Regions from separate parts of the Homo sapiens genome. Here region 2 is linked to region 1. Evidence: chromatin loops called from intact Hi-C (ENCODE). Cell type or tissue: mammary epithelial cell. All regions are shown on one strand.

Region 1 (8,000 bases):
TAAGAATCCAACTTTAATTTTTTTCCCCCAAAACTGTAACCACCTATGCCAGTAACATTTATTGCACAATCCGCTCTTTTCCGCACGGATTTCATTCTCCCTTTTCATGTGATAAATACTTACATATCTTGAGTCATTTCTGAACCATCAATGCTTCGCTCTGATTCTATTTTCTGTCAGCACCAGTGCCGTGCTCCTCTCATTACTCTGGTTCTAAGGCGTGTTGATATTTTGGACCCGGGGCCACTTCACGTTGTTATTTTCCAGGCTCCCGACTGTTCTTGCACAGTCATTCTACCAAGTGAACTCAATATCATTTTGTTCCCCCCAAGTAGACTTTTGGCATTTTAATTGGAATTCTATCCACAACACATCAGAGTGCCCTCCCCAGAGACCTGGCATGTTAAACATGAAGTCCTTGCCCAGAGCAGGGGCTGCCTCGTCCCTTCCAGGTCTCATGCTGAAGAGGGCTCTGCCACTGCTCTCACGCACCTCCTGATTTATGACACTCTGCACTTCATCATTCTGTAACTCTTGCAAATAAAATGCATTTTTCTTTCTTCTTCTTTTTTTTTTTTTTTTTTGAGACAGGGTCTTGCTCTGTTGCCCAGGCTGGGGTGCAGTGTTGCAATCACACAGTCTCAGCTCACTGCAGACTCAAACTACTGGCCTCAAGCGATCCTACCACCTCAGCCTCCTGAGTAGCTGAGACTACAGGCGCCCACCACCATGTCAAGCTAATTTTTTGTAATTTTTGCAGACATGGTGTTTCACCATTTTGCCTAGGGTGGCCTCAAACTCTTGGACTCAAGAGACCTGCCCACCTTAGGGCCTCCCAAAGTGCTGGGATCACAGGCATGAGCCACCGTGCCTGGCCAAATGCATTTTCTCAACTGAGTCACATTTCCTTCATTCAAAAACAATGTTGATTAGAAAATGCACCATTAACTTGATGTCACCTTTCCAGGAAAAAAAAGGCTATTATATTTAATATATGTAATGGTCATGAAAACATCCCAATTTCAGAAAAAAATAATAAGTGAACAGGTATATATGTATTCAAAATAAGTATACACATACATGCATACATACAGACAGCAGAGTTGATCCTTCACTCTGAGGATCTAAACTTGGTTTTGCCGATACATGGAGCATCTAGAAAAATCACAGATGCTTAGACATGGATGTTTTGTTACCAGCCACCTCCTGAACTCATATCCGTTCTAGTCATTTTTAAGTTGTCCCTGGAAAGACAATAACTCAGATCATCCTCAAATAATGAAAATAATGTCTCCTCTGTGTCATAGCTTGGTTTTTTTCTTGTCTTATCAACGGGGATTTTGTTGTGAGCCTCATTCTGGGCCACTTGGGTCGATCTCTTCTCTGCTATGCCTTTTCATCAGCAGACACGAGGAAGAGCGGCAGCCACCAGTCTTCTTAATGCCTGTACACCAAAGGTGGTCTTCCTGTTGCTTCATGTGATAAGCAGTTTATGCATCTGTGTGCAGCCAAGGGGAAGCCTCAGGCCTTCAGAGCTTTTTCCTTGTGGTGCTGTTGTTTTTTGACCTAAGTGTTTGAAAGATCCCTTCTTCCTTGCAGCTTAAGTGTTTTATTGGTGTATGTCGAGGGATGTGTTTCTTTCTGTATTCTATTTCTGTTGATTTAGCAGGTGCTGGGGGAGCTTCTGCAGACCCATCTTGCTGCCCTGCTGTGTCTCTGAATATGGTTTTCATCCCGTGGAGTCTGGCTCTGCCTTGAGGACACCCATAGTTCAGACGTTCCCCCATATGCAGTATCCTTTTATTCTCCTCTTGTTTAAAATCCCATCCACCCTTTTGCCTCGTCCCTATGCATTCTGGAGGCCTCCGGGCTCCCACTCCACATCACGAGGGAGCTTCCCGAAGGACCTGTTTTGCCTTTGACAGGACTTTAAATTCTGGAGTGACTGTCTTTGACTTCAAAACCACATTTCCTCCTCACACCAGGCCCCCTTTGTGTCTCTTCCTGCCTCTTAGCAGTCCTTCCCGTATGTGTTTTCTTATTCCTTCTTTCATCTCTAGCTATGCTTGTATTTTCTGTTCTAGATAACCTCATCATGGTGCATGGGCATCCATCAGCCCTGAGCTACTCTTGACTCAGGCAGCTCATGAAGCCGATTTCGCACCTGCTCTCTGAACACTGAGGTCACACTGGTGAGTTTCCTTGCTAAGCCTACATGTGTCCTTTGCTCTCATGGAGTACCGCTCCCTGTGGCATGTCACGGTGCCCCTACCCAGACGTCGCAGAGAGAGACAGTTCCCTTGAGGACACTGCTGTTTGCCAGGGCTGCATAGGTGTCATGTGCCTGCCATGAAGGCACCACAGATCCGTGCAGTGGCACCATTTCCAGCTCAAGAAGTAGCCCATCCCACTGCCTGACAGCTATTAGTGCCATTGGCCCAAGATCACTTTAGCCTGGGGGCTGGTCACACAAGTTAGGGGGTCATTATTGTGAAAATTTTATCTATTATAGCTGAGATATAATAGACTGTATATATTATCTGTGTCCTCTCCTCTCACCCCATCCTCTCGGCTGAGGCTGAGGAGGGTGGCCGAGTGTAACAGAAAGTGTTCATCAGGAGATAGATGGGGCTGTGGAGGGAGAAAGGGCAGCCAGGGCAGAGACAGACAGACACCGAACCTCAGAAAACACCCATTCTTGAGGACAGCATCAGGGTAGGATTTGAGGTCAGGCCAGGCAGATGACCCCCTTTAGATCCCAGGACTCTGGGCTCCATGACAGCAAATCTGGCCACAGTGTGTGTGTTGGCAGTGGGTGTGGGGCAGGGGGCGCTGCTGATTGGCAAGGGCTCTTAGGAGTGTCTGGCTCCTACCCCCTGTTGGAAAATACAGTACACTTATGCATGCTTTGAAATTGAACATCTGTCCCCAATAATGTATGGCAATGGACATTTTCATTTTGAGTTAATGAAATTTCCATTTTTTAATAAAAAAATAGATAATGAATGAGACTGACAACATGAATGAAAACTCTCAGTTCTCGAAAACAAGCAGCCAATCTCATCACCAACAGAACTCAAGAGTGTTCAGGACACCTCTGCAATTCCTCTGAGCAAGGCCCACACTGCGAACCCAGCCCTGCTCAGTCCAGTGAGCTTGGAGATCTAGCCAGCAGCAGTGCCCAGCTGTGGGGTGATGGAGAGTCCGGGGCTCATGGAGAAGGTGGCCTTGGGAACACATGTGTTAGGGGCCGAGGATGCAGGTGCACACTACCAGGGAGGATGGGATTGCCTTTGTAAATTAGATCTTCCTATTGCAGGTTTGTGCAGCCTGGCCTCTAATTCCTAGGCCAGAAATTAACTCCAAATTCCAGACTCAGGTCTCCCTGCTGACCTGTGAATGTGAGTCAACTAAAATGGTAGAAATAAGATTCTTCTGGTTTCATGGAACGTCTTGCAAGACTGAAGGCCACTGCAGTCAACTTCTGACCTTGAGGGGTACTCTCAGCTCAGATTCTTTGTAATTAATCCTACTCAACTTTGGTAAAGTGATGACAACAGAACTTAGTTTATGATCTCATTTATCACCCTCCTTGTCACTAAAATACGAGATGCAAGTGCTCCACCCAAATATTTGAAGAAAAGCCAGCGAATGCAAAGTGTAAATTCCTTCCCAGCATCATTGGCTTGTGAACTTGTCAAGGGGTGGCTCTGAGTGCTGAGCTCCTTGCAACTGCCTCCTGGGATTTGCTTGTGAAGAAAGGAAGGGAACAGATTCAAGTCAGATTTTGCCTTGGGAGCCCATCTTGCTCTAGGCCAAATTAAATGCATGTATTCCATTAGTATGTGGTAAGAGATTAAAATTATGATAGAATTGGCTGGTCTACAGTCTTCTAGAACAAAAAACGGCAACTGTTTGCTTGTGGGAGGGAAGCATTTGTGAGTTTTTAAAAATCTGAAAATGAGAATAAACATTCATATGACTCATGGATTAGTCAGACCGTGTATGTTTTTCCCCAACTCCCTGGAGCAACTGACATAATCAAGGTGCTCATTGGCTAAGTTGACCTTCTCCTCACCCACACTACTGAAGTAGAATCTAGTTGCCTTTCCTTAGCCTCCACCCGCACAAGCGTCATCCTGGCTGTTCTAAGCAATGACAACAATGGACAAACATAGAGGATGAGGCAGACATTCAGAGTTGTGCAACTTAGTATTATGCCCTAGTTTGTGCAAGAGGGTCAAGTCTGGTGTTTCTGGGTAATTTCTCAAATATGTCTGGAAAATATTTTTTACACTTTTTTCCCCCAGATGGCAGAATTCGAACAACATGTGGAAGATTTATGAACAACATTTTGGGCTCAGTATAGGGAAAGACTTTCTAAAGAGAGTTGCCCACCCATGCCAAAGTCCATCTCGAATTATCCCAACTTGAAAGCATTTTCAGTGGGAGCTGAACAACAATCAGTCAGGGATGCTTTCAAGGGGTGGACTTCAGCAGTCACAGTTGGTGACCTGCCCATAGGCCCCCGCGGCCTCCAACTGGAGGTGCTTGCAGCTCTGTCTTAAGGCTTTCTCTGCAAGGAGGATCAAGCCAGAAATACCAGGGAGTTAAAGGCACCCCTGGGAACAACCCTCACCCAGTGACTGACAAGAGTTGGTGGGTAAAGACCCCAACTTTCTTACTCCTCAGGTTGGCCAACACTGATGCACATTCTATAATTGGCCGGAGGTCCCCCGTGGGATTGGGCCCAGCCCCCACAGCAGTCAATGATGCTCCTTCTTGCATTTTTCCGATCTTTCATTCTGCATTCACCCAACAGTGCTTCCTGGAATCACCCTCAAAATAATTACTTGTGCTCAAATCCTTGTCTCAGGGGCTGCTACTGGGGGAGCCCATCCTAAGAAAGGGGGTTTGTGCATTGGGTGGTTAGGTTGTGGGAGGAAAAAAAATGAATCTCACCCTCTGGAACCTTGAAATCTAAACCTAGGAAGAAGAAAAAGAAAGACAATTGATACTGGTTTGAAGATGAAGAGGCTGGAGTCAGGATCAACTGAGCAACCACTGACCATGCCCTGAGGACCAGGAAGAACTGAGGACCAGGAAGACGTGCCCCAGGTATGACGGACACTCAGAGAGTAGCCCTGCATTTCCCAGAGGAAATACATCCTGAATCCCAGAGATGATTGCAGGTGAAACTTCACAGCTACTTCTTACACCTCTGACTCAAGTTTGTTCTTTAATTTCCAAGGGCTTCCTATGCTATATCTATGTAAAGACAGTGAATGCACAGTAATGGTGGCATTGCAAATCAATGGGGAAAGCATGAGTTAGTTACTAAGTGGAGTTTAGGTACTAACATTTATAATTAATCTGTGTCTTAAACTAAAATCATTTCAATTGTGATTAACATATTAAATATTAAAGAAAAGATTATAAAACTCTTAAAATAGATGATAATCGAATATTTATATGACCATAGATGGGATGGAGAATTTCAAGGTGACCCCAAGGCAAAAACTGTAAGAGAAAAACTGATAGATAAGTCAACCTAAACATGTAAGACTTCTTTATGTCAACGATGAAATAAAAAGGGAAATGATGAAATGGAAACAATATAAATACAAATTGTTAATGGTCTTCATATAGAGATTGCATTTAAAATTCAATAAGCTATGGAATAAGGTGTGCTAAGCACACGAATATGCATACTATATAAAGTAGGGGAAAGTTTAATCTCATTAATAATTTTTTTAAATGACATGTTTTCCTACGATAAAGGAAAGGTCTATGAAATGTAGTGTCCCAGATTGGTGAAAAACGTGAGAAGGCAAATCAATACTATCCTGAAGACTAGGTAGACATGAAAATTATTCTGAACTGAAGACTGGCAATACACACATGCAGTAGAAGCTCCAAAAATAGGCCCTTTAGCCCAAGGGTCCGCAGTCCCTGGGCCATGGAGCAGTACTGGTCCACAGCCTGTTAGGAACCTGGCTGCACAGCAGGAGGTGAGTGGTGGGCTAGCGGCGCTCCGCCTACTGTCAGATCAGCAGTGGCATTCAATTCTCATAGGAGTGCAAACCCTATTGTGAACTACACATGTGAGGGATCTAGGTTGCAAGCTCCTTATGAGAATCTAATAATAAATGTAATGCACTTGAATCATCCCAAAACCATCCCCCAGCCCCATCTGTGGAAAAATTGTCTTCCACAAAACCGGTCCCTGGTCCCAAAAAGGTTGGGGACTGCTGCTTTAGCCCATGAAGTGGCCCATTCTACTTCTAGAAATTCAATACTCTTTTTCTCCAAATGTAAGCCATGTCCAAAAAATATATCACAAAAGATGTTAATAACAAAACTGTTTCTAAGGAGGAAGTATGAGAATAGAAACAACCATCTAGAAACATGAATTCAATTAAATAAAAATTTTACACAATAAGATAGTATGTAGCCATTAAAACAATGTTGAAGCAATGCATATATTGGTATTGAAAATGTTCATAAAATGTAGTTAGGTGAAATCATAAGTGAAACTTTTAGTGGGAAAGCATACTTAAACATAAATAGACTCTGAAAGCTACCAGCAGTTGCTTCTCAGTGAGTGGGATTATCATTGGTTTGGCTACTATATTTTCTGACTTCGGTAAAAATCTATTACTTTGGGGGTAAGAAAAATAAGTTCTGAAATTTCATTTTGAATAAAAATAATAACAATAAATCATCTATACATTCAACTAAGACAGTAAAAAAAGGGGACAAATATTTCTAATTTGAAAATACAAAAGGAAGGAAATAATACAGAATAAAAAATAAATCAAGAAATTATGAAAAAGAACAGTGCCATTAATAAATAAAACCATGTGCTCTCTGAAACAGCAATAAATAGACAAAAAAGAAGAATAAAAATATGCATGTGCACTATTATCTCAATTATGTTTAAAAGCATAGAAAATACTCAGAAGAAAACATGCAAGATATTAAATGCCACATCTGGTCATTGCACTCATATATTTTTTCTGTAATTTTATATTTTATTTTCCAAATATTCTACAATGACCATGAATTCATTTTGTAATCTTAAATTGATACTGGAAATAAGCATGAAGGAAAAACATGGAGTTTTAAGTGAAAACACTGACGGTGGAAATGATAGATGGCTAACATAGGCTAAGGTAAAACTTAACATCAGCACTGGCAGAACCACAGACGTAGGTAAGGCATATTCCTACTCTGACCTATGCCCTTGACTTGGAGTCCCCAGGATCTAGGTGTCTCCAGTGCCCCCCATATGGTTCAAGGCAGAATGGCACATGAAGCAAGGGATGGCAGAAGGGAGAAGGTAGAGCAGAAAGCATGGGGCTGTGCACAGCAGGACAAAAGGAAATCTGGACAAGTGGAAAGATCAGAAGGTACAAGTCCAGATTCCCAAATAAAGGAGTGATTATGGGCCCTGCTAAGGAAAGGATTAGGCTCCCAGGTGATAATCGTAAGCAGCTGCAAGGGGAAGCTGTAAAGAGTCAGAAGTAAGGCAAGAGCATCGACTGGACCCAACAACAAGGACAGTTGCAAGATGGGCAGCATGCTATAAGAAATGATGATGCCCTCAATGGAGGTAGAAAGTGCACTTCGCTCTTCAAGTTGTTTTTTATAAATGTATGTGTTTAAAGTTCCTGTCCTTTTCATTAACTTGTTAATTTCTATAATTAAGTGTTCGTTCAAGTTGCAAGTTATTTAGTTATTTGTATATTAAAAGGTTATAGGTATGTTAAATCAAACATTCCAGGGTTTTTCAAAGCACAGTGATCAAACTGTTGGATTTGAAACTGTGTTGGGTTTTACAATGTTGGACAAAATATTTTGGCAAGGCTGGAAAAATGGTCACTCTCATACATTGTAGATGAGAATGCAAAATGCAAATTCCCCTATGGAGAGGAATTTCAAAATACCTAGCAAAACTTCAAATTCATTTAACCCTTGACCCAGCAATTCCACTTCTA
Region 2 (8,000 bases), 54 kb after region 1:
TACTGTAGGTTTTTCTCGTGAGTAGTCTGGACTGAGATATGTTATTTGCATTTTACTTAACTATATTTACTGCTGGCTGGGAGGTGAAAATTCAATGCACATGAATCTGAGGTGATGTAATTAGAAGCAACAACATGGGACCAGTTGAGTTCCTGGGCCAGTGGCCCCCAGATAAGAAGCGACACCCTGCAGGCACAAGGTAACTCTCCAGGGTACAGGGAAAATATTAGGTTTTTACAAACAAGAAATTAAGCTTTACCAATATCTAAAGTATACATTGAGTGATGTACGTGTAAAATGTATATAAAAATGAATGGAACACGTACTGGTAAGGATCCGCCATGACCAACATCTAGGAAGGGCAAACTGACTGACAAGGAAGGCGACGCACTGAACTGACTGACAAGGAAGGCGACGCGCTGAACTGACTGACAAGGAAGGCGACATGCTGAACTGACTGACAAGGAAGGCGACGCGCTGAACCGACTGACAAGGTGACACGCTGAACCGACTGACAAGGAAGGCGACGCGCTGAACCGACTGACAAGGAAGGCGACGCGCTGAACCGACTGACAAGGAAGGCGACGCGCTGAACCGACTGACAAGGAAGGCGACGCGCTGAACTGACTGACAAGGAAGGCGACTGCTGAACTGACTGACAACGTAGACAACGCACTGGGCATCCGGCCGCTGACCCGGCAAGCACTCTCTGAGCTTCATCTAGTGAGATGAGGGGAAGAACACAAAAGAATATGAGTAACAGAGGGGCCTTTTCTTTTATAAAAGAGTAAGATTTTACTTTGGAAAACTCTAGAAAAAAAGTTAATATTGAATAGAATAATCGTTCACAGCCTTGGATCCCGAAGCTTCCATGGCCTCTCAGCACAGCAAATACGGCTGCTTGTTGGGGCCTGAGGGCTTCTGTGTAGTATCTGGAGGACTCCCCCACACACACCCCCTTCATGCATGCACACCCACAACACACAACACACACATAACACATATCCCATACACACTGCATATACCACACACATCACACACTACACACACATCACACACACATCCATAGCACACATACTACATACACCACACACATCACATTCACAAACATCATAAACACACCGCACACGCATCCCTGGTCAGGAGAGTGTCGGGATCTGGCTAAGCCGATGGATGGGGCTCCAGCCCCTCACTCTGTACTTCAAGTGGGAAAGGACAGATGTCTACCTGAGATCCCACCTGAAGAAGGTGTCCTGTGGCCACATGAAGTGGTCCCGGAGAGGGACCTCCTTTGGGCATGACCAGGTCCCTGCACATGCTCTCCAGGTGCGTGGGGCATTTTGACGGTACTCGCCATCCCCGAGGCTGGCATGGCTTTCCCCTCCCCAGGGCCAGTGCCCTTGAGAGCCAGCTCAGCCTCATTGCCTCCTCCCCGGCGTCTGGGTGGACAGCTCATGGCCCTGGCCCCTCAGTACCCCCTCACCCTCGGCACGGCCAGCACCACCGCTGTTCACCGGAAGAGCGTGGAGCTCCCCGTATGGGCAGCGTCCAGAAAGGCCGCTCTCCTGGGCGGTGCAGGCTGAGAATCCCTGCTGCAGGCAGTGGTCAATATTCCAGGCATTGAATGATCTCCAAGTTGGGTCGAGCCCTGGCTCTGCCACTTGCTGGCACGTGTACCTGAGCCACAGTCTCCTCTGTCAAATGGGGGAGCCACTACTGTGCCTCTCCACCGTGTTGGTGAAGGACGTCACACCCAAAGCCAAACCAGCCCTCCAAAAATAGCAGCCATGTCATTCCTACAGACACTTCTAAATACACACAGAACTGGGGCGACGTAAAAACAATTAGAAATCAGCTAAAAATAAAATCAAAAGGTTGGTGACACATGCTCAGGTCCTGGATGGTCCTAATGAGATAGGCGGCCTCAGCCTGGTCTCCTGCCCATCAGCAGTGGAGCTGGCGAGGGGCGCCAGTCCCTGGATTCCAAGGCCTTTCTGCCTTTGGTTAAGTAGTTGATGTGCCATCAGTTCTGCTTAACCTCCCTCACGCCTGTCTCTGAGTAATATTCAGTGTCAGCCCTAATTAAACCCAGGAGCACTTTTATAACTAAAAGAAGAGGTATTGGCCCGTGCTGGGCTGAACAACTGTCTCCTCTGGGCCCAACAATCCCATGTTTGATCAATAAACTGAGCAGCCAGAGGCACTGACCAAGGGTAGGAATTTCAAAGCCTGGGGGTTGTTCCTGCCCAGGAGAAGGCCTGGCAGGAGGCAAGGATGTCCCCAAGGCCCCAGCCTGAATAGATGCCACATAGTCTTGCCACGTGCCCCGTCATCACAATGCCCAGGCTTGTAACATGCCATTTCCTCCTCACAGTAACCTGCAAGGCAGAAGTTATCACTTGCTGCAAACGCAGAAACAGAGCTATAAATGGTCCCGTGACCTCACCCAGGGTCTCACTGTGGGGAACTGTCTGTTCAAACCCACGTCTCTCTGGCTTAAAAAGTTATATTTCTACCCACGGCACTGCACTGATGATCTGCACATTAGTTTAATCAATTGTATGCCCGGCTCCACACAGAGCCTGGGGAGGCAGAGATGGCAGTGGGCACCTGGTGGGAGGAAGCAGTGACCAAGCACTCCTCCTCCTGTCCCAGATTGCCATCTTCCTCTGCACCGTGTATTCCTGGGCCTCTTTTACTAACCCTCAGCCGCCCCTTCCGCCACTATTAGGCATTCTTAGACTTCACCATGGATAGACGCCTCGGAGCTCAACAGGGAAGGCCAGGCCGGAATCAGCTCCACGTCAGGTGTGTGCTGTTCACTCTCAGGGGGCTCCAAGTGCCTGCCCAGCCAGCCCTCCCTCCCTGTGCCTGCAATGGTGCAAGCCCCCTTGCAAGCATGCCCCTAAACACAGATTTCCAGCCGACTGAGAACTATTATCGGGCCCAGTGCAGTGGCTCACACCTGTAATCCCCACACTTTGGGAGGCTGAAGGGGGTGGATGTATCGCTTGAGGCCAGGAGTTCAAGACTAACCTTGTCGACATAGCAAAACACCATCTCTACTAAAAATAAAAAAATTAGCCCACCACGGTGGTGCACACCTGCAGTCCCTGCTACTTGGGAGGCTGAGGCGGAAGGATTGTTTGAACCTGGGAGGTGGAGGTTGCAGTGAGCCTAGATCAGGCCACTGCACTCCCGCCTGGGTGACAGAGCGAGACTCCATCTCAAAAATAAATAAATAAATAAATAAAATAAAACAAAAAACTATTGTCATCTGGGTGGTAGTGTCTGATAGATTAACAAAGATGAGTTTATTTCATTAAGCAATGAACTGTGTGCTCCCTGTGAAATAGCAAGGGCAATTTTATTTTTCCATAAGTGAATAGGAGCATAAAAAGTAATATGCTGTTCAAAGTAAAATATGGAACAAATTAAAAGTTATCAAATGCCAAGTAACTCCAGGCTTTCACCCAGTTGAAACTAATATACCCTAAAAAGAAAAAGAGACTAGATTTCATGGGAGAAACAACATTTTTAGGACACGGGAGTGGAACATGGATTTTGTTCCAACAGTGCTTCCCACACTGGAGTCTGCAGAAGAGTTGATGCTCACTGTGGTGCTATGCGAAACAGTGTATTGGCTCCAAAAAGTTTGAGAAGGCTCCTGTAACCCAAAGTTAAACACTTTGCTGCAGGAGTGCTCCAAGCCTTCAGTGTGCTAATAAGCACAGTCAAGCTGAGGGAGGTAAATGGAATATACCATTTCCAGACTTGTTTGACCACAAGGATCCTTTGCGTGTGAGTGGTAGTGACAGTGGGGAAGCCATCTGTTGATGGGTCCCAGAAGACTGCTCAACAGAACCAAGTTCAGGAAATTCTGCATTGGACTAATACCAGTCCCAGAGGGTACAGGACGATGCAGTCTCTCAGAATCACTGGGCATGTTCTTCCCGGATCTGATAGAAGATGCCAAGACCTCACCTGGAACAAGACCTGGCCTGAAGCGAGACCTGCGGTTTCCCAGGAGGGAACAGCCACAGTCAGCCTTGAACGTCCCAACTTCCTGCTGCTCTCACGTAAGCTTCTGCCTTACATTTACTTAGAGTTAGTAAGTCTAATTCCCTTACCTTGTCATCAGCAATTAACGAAGGTGATTGGCATGGCCTTAGTGAACGGCCCAGGCTTCCCAAATTCACCCCTGTTGCCAAATGCTGCATGATTTCTTTTTTTTTTTTCTGAGACGGAGTTTCCCTCTTGTCACCAGGCTGGAATGCAATGATACCATCTCAGCTCACTGCAACCTCCACCTCCCAGGTTCAAGCGATTCTCCTGCCTCAGCCTCCTGAGTAGCTGGGATTACAGACACCTGCCGCCATACCCAGCTGATTTTTGTATTTTTTTGGTTGAGACGGGGTTTCTCCACATTGGCCAGGCTGGTCTTGAAAACCTGACCTCAGGTGATCCTCCCACCTCAGCCTCCCAAAGTGCTGGGATTACAGGCATAAGTCACCGCACCTGGACAAGATCTGCATGATTTTTGCCACAGGTTTACGGGTTTGAGTGTGCGAGCCCCCCGTGCTCTGCCTCTCCTCCTAAGCCTCCTGCCTGCACCTGCCACGAGGCCTCCAGGTGGACATGAAGTCCAGGCTGTGGTTACAATGCCAAAGAGTTCAGGCTTTTCATGAGTGTCATTAAGGGACACTGATCAGGACACTCTGCTCTTTCAATAGATTTTCAATTAAACGGAAGAAAAGATTACAGACCATTCTACCCTTAATTACCCATGTGGCCACTGGATGAGCCACTGAAATCCCAGGCTCTCAGAATTCTAATCCACACATTGATTTCCACAGTCCCTTAATCAAAATAAATGCACACACCCAGATACAATGGGATATCTCTCCGCTCTTTTCCAACGGCCTTCCCTCTGCCGTAACTGAGCTGTCACTGAGAGCCAGGCTGCATGAACATTTTAAATCTTTATCTTATTTAACCTCTCAGCCGCTCTATCAGGAGGTGAATGCAACCTCAAAGCCACGTGGCCCCAATTTGAGGTGCCCCTGGCAGTGTGCTGCGCAAACTGCAATCTGCTTACTCCAAGGAATAGAATCATGCTGTTGTGTGGATGCCTCATCGCTGCTGTTCCCCCACCCAGACTCCCCAGTATTCCAGAGACCCAGGACCTGTGGACTGTTAAATTAGGAACCAAAACAGACACACCACTCGGAGCAGAACCGTGCTGGAGGCTGGAGAGGTGTTGGGATTTGCAGACATTTAAAAATTACACAATTAAAATCATCTGCAATGAGTGTGTTATGAATAAAATCATGGATTCACTGTAAATATTTTTCTAAATACAAAACAGATTCAGGCACACTGCGTGTCCCTGGTCCAAGCCAACCTTCGAGTTGGTCTCTCCGAGGTCAGAGCCCCCTGTTTCCACAAGAGCTTTAGCTGTTACGCCCAAATGCTGGCCACATCTCCTCACCTACTTGGTGAAACTGAATAACCATTTCCTCAGAAGTTATGTGCAACATACATTACAACGAGGGGATTTAGCACGTAGAGCTTCCTTATTTTAACCCCACACCATCACATTCTCAGGGGTAGAGTCAGAAGGAGGCCGACATTTCCATTAGATTGGAACCATAGGGTCAGGCTTTCAGAGGTGGAAGGGATGTCAGAAGGCTACTTCTCAGAGGGTCCATTGTACAGAGTGGAAACCAAGGCCATGTGGGGCGCCCACCTCAGCTGTGGTCACGGAGTGGTTGTGTTACTGGGCCACAAACCCAGGTCTTCAGACTCCAAGACCAGGTCTCGTCTTCGGAGATTACATGAACACTTTCTTCAATCCACATGAAAACTAGGTCACAAAACACAGGTTAAGTAACATTTCTGATGTGTCCTCTGTTGCTTAGGATGACTCCAGTTGGAGAAGGCACTCTGTTTATGGAAAATCACCTCCTCAGAAACTTTTTTTTTTTTAGCCATCATCATGTGCTTATGGAAAAACATCATTCAATAATAAACACCAGAATAGACACTCGGGAGCAAATCAGAGTTCTTTGTTTTGTTTTTGGTTTTCATTTTCTTTTGTTATATAAAGAGGATTTTCATTCTTGCCACCCTCATAAACTGTGTTCAAACTCTTCATCTCTAGCTGCGTGTCTCTGAGCTAAAGATAACTACTGCCTATACTGGACATAGAGCAGAAGTGGAAACTTCTTCTGTAAAGGGCCAGATAGTAAATATTCTAGCTTTGCAAGTCATACAGTGTATTAGTCAGGGTTCTCCAGAGATGTAGGACCAATTGAATACATATATACACACACACACACACACACACACACACGTATACACACACACACACACACACACACACACACACACATATATATATTCTAAGGAATTGACTCACGGTTAGGAAGGCTGAAGGCTGAGCAGTCCCATGATCTGCCACCTGCAGGCTGGAGACCCAGGAAAGCCCATGTAATTTGAGGGCCTGAGTGTGGGAGAACCGATGGAGTCAATTCCAGTCCTGGTCTAAGATCCCGAGAACAAAGAGTAGTGAGGGCAGGAGAACCACGTTCCAGCCCAAGAGATCAGGCAGAGAGCAAAGTCAACCTTCCTCCACTATTTTATTCTATTCATGCCTTCAATGGATTGGATGCACCCACCCACACTGGGGAGGGCCATCTGACTTAGTCCACCATTTAAATGTTCAACTCTTCCAGAAACACCAGGCACTTCCACAAACTTGCAGACACACCAGAAATAATGTTTAACCACATATCTGGGCAACCTCTGGCCCAATCAAGTTGGTGCATAACACCAACCATCACATCTGGTCCCTGCTGCAACTACTCAACTCCACCCTTGTGGCATGAAAGCAGCCACAAAGGGTAAACAAGTAGGTATAGCTGTGTACTAATAAAACTTTATTTACAAAAATAGGCCATTGGCCAGGTTTGCCAACCCCTGTTATAAATAATGACAATGTTTTTGTGTAGAACGCTGAGTGAATTATTGTGGCATCAGTGGACATATTTTGGAATTTTATAAGCATTAATTAAGCACTTTAACATTTTACTGACCTATTAACCTTTTGCCTGGGCAAGCTGTCATTGTGTAGTCATAATCACTATCACATTTGAGAACATATTTCAAGAACACAGTTGTGAAGACTTGTAGAGAAGCCAACGTTCAGGACATTCAAGAGGAAGGGTCAGGAATGAGTGAGCTTTGAGTATTTATTCCAGATGTTCCACAAAGCTAAGAAGCACCTAGAAATACATCAATAACAATAAAGGTCTTGGGTACATGAATTTTTTCTCTCTCACTACCACTTTGTGAAATAATTCTACACACTCTTCTTCCACATTGGGAATATTTCCAGTGGTCTCCAGAAAGCTCTGCCTCTGGATTTCTATGGCGTGGATTGTGTTACATTCTTATAAAACACAGCACAATACCCATGCCCTGCTGCAAACGACATGTTAGGGAAGACCTGATCAAAAGTTTTTTGCAGGAATTTTCCGGGCGCGGTGGCTTATGCCTGCAATCCCAGCACTTTGGGAGGCTGAGGTGGGCAGATCACTTGAGGCTGGGAGTTTGAGACCAGCTTGACTGAAGATTATGGTGAGCTCTGACATTGAGGTGGTGCATGAGGTCCAGTTCCTGGCAGAGGGGAGAATATGGGAGGGGAGAGGAAGGAACTACTTGAAGAACTGAGGAAGGCAGGTGTGACCTGAGAAAGGAGAACAAGGAGGGGTGGCAAGAGAGGGACAGAGGTGAGCACAGAAGGAAGAAAGATGAATGGGCCTCAGGTGATGCCAGAGAAAACTCCAGAAGCCCACGAAGCACATTCCAGCAAGCTCTGTAGGGACATTGTGCCCAAGATTTCCATACCCAGCCCAGGTGTCGGCCACAAGAAAAGGCCGTGGAAAGACAGTCTCAGATGGAGGGGCCAGGAGGATACAACATCCCCGCAACGCCAT

What was found. A loop is a pair of places that touch in the nucleus more often than their neighbours do. Peaks named below come from ENCODE experiments on the same cell type or tissue, not always from the same donor. Only the 100,000 strongest peaks of a DNase experiment are listed, where the experiment ranks them.
Region 2: it touches region 1 in a loop (2.1-fold over the local background); 3 of 110 quality-filtered maps call a loop at or near these places.

The regions. Positions count from the first base shown.
Region 1 is chr2:238,680,730-238,688,729 of GRCh38, reverse strand. No RefSeq gene overlaps it. Among named protein-coding and RNA genes, the nearest start is that of LINC01937, 35 kb to the left of the region's middle. RefSeq lists an enhancer at 3,709-4,908. In mammary epithelial cell, no CTCF peak of the experiment used is centred here; a DNase peak (open chromatin) is centred at 4,109; H3K27ac peaks cover 1,660 bases.
Region 2 is chr2:238,626,296-238,634,295 of GRCh38, reverse strand. No RefSeq gene overlaps it. Among named protein-coding and RNA genes, the nearest start is that of LINC01107, 75 kb to the right of the region's middle. RefSeq lists a silencer at 342-542. In mammary epithelial cell, no CTCF peak of the experiment used is centred here; a DNase peak (open chromatin) is centred at 4,085; H3K27ac peaks cover 1,812 bases.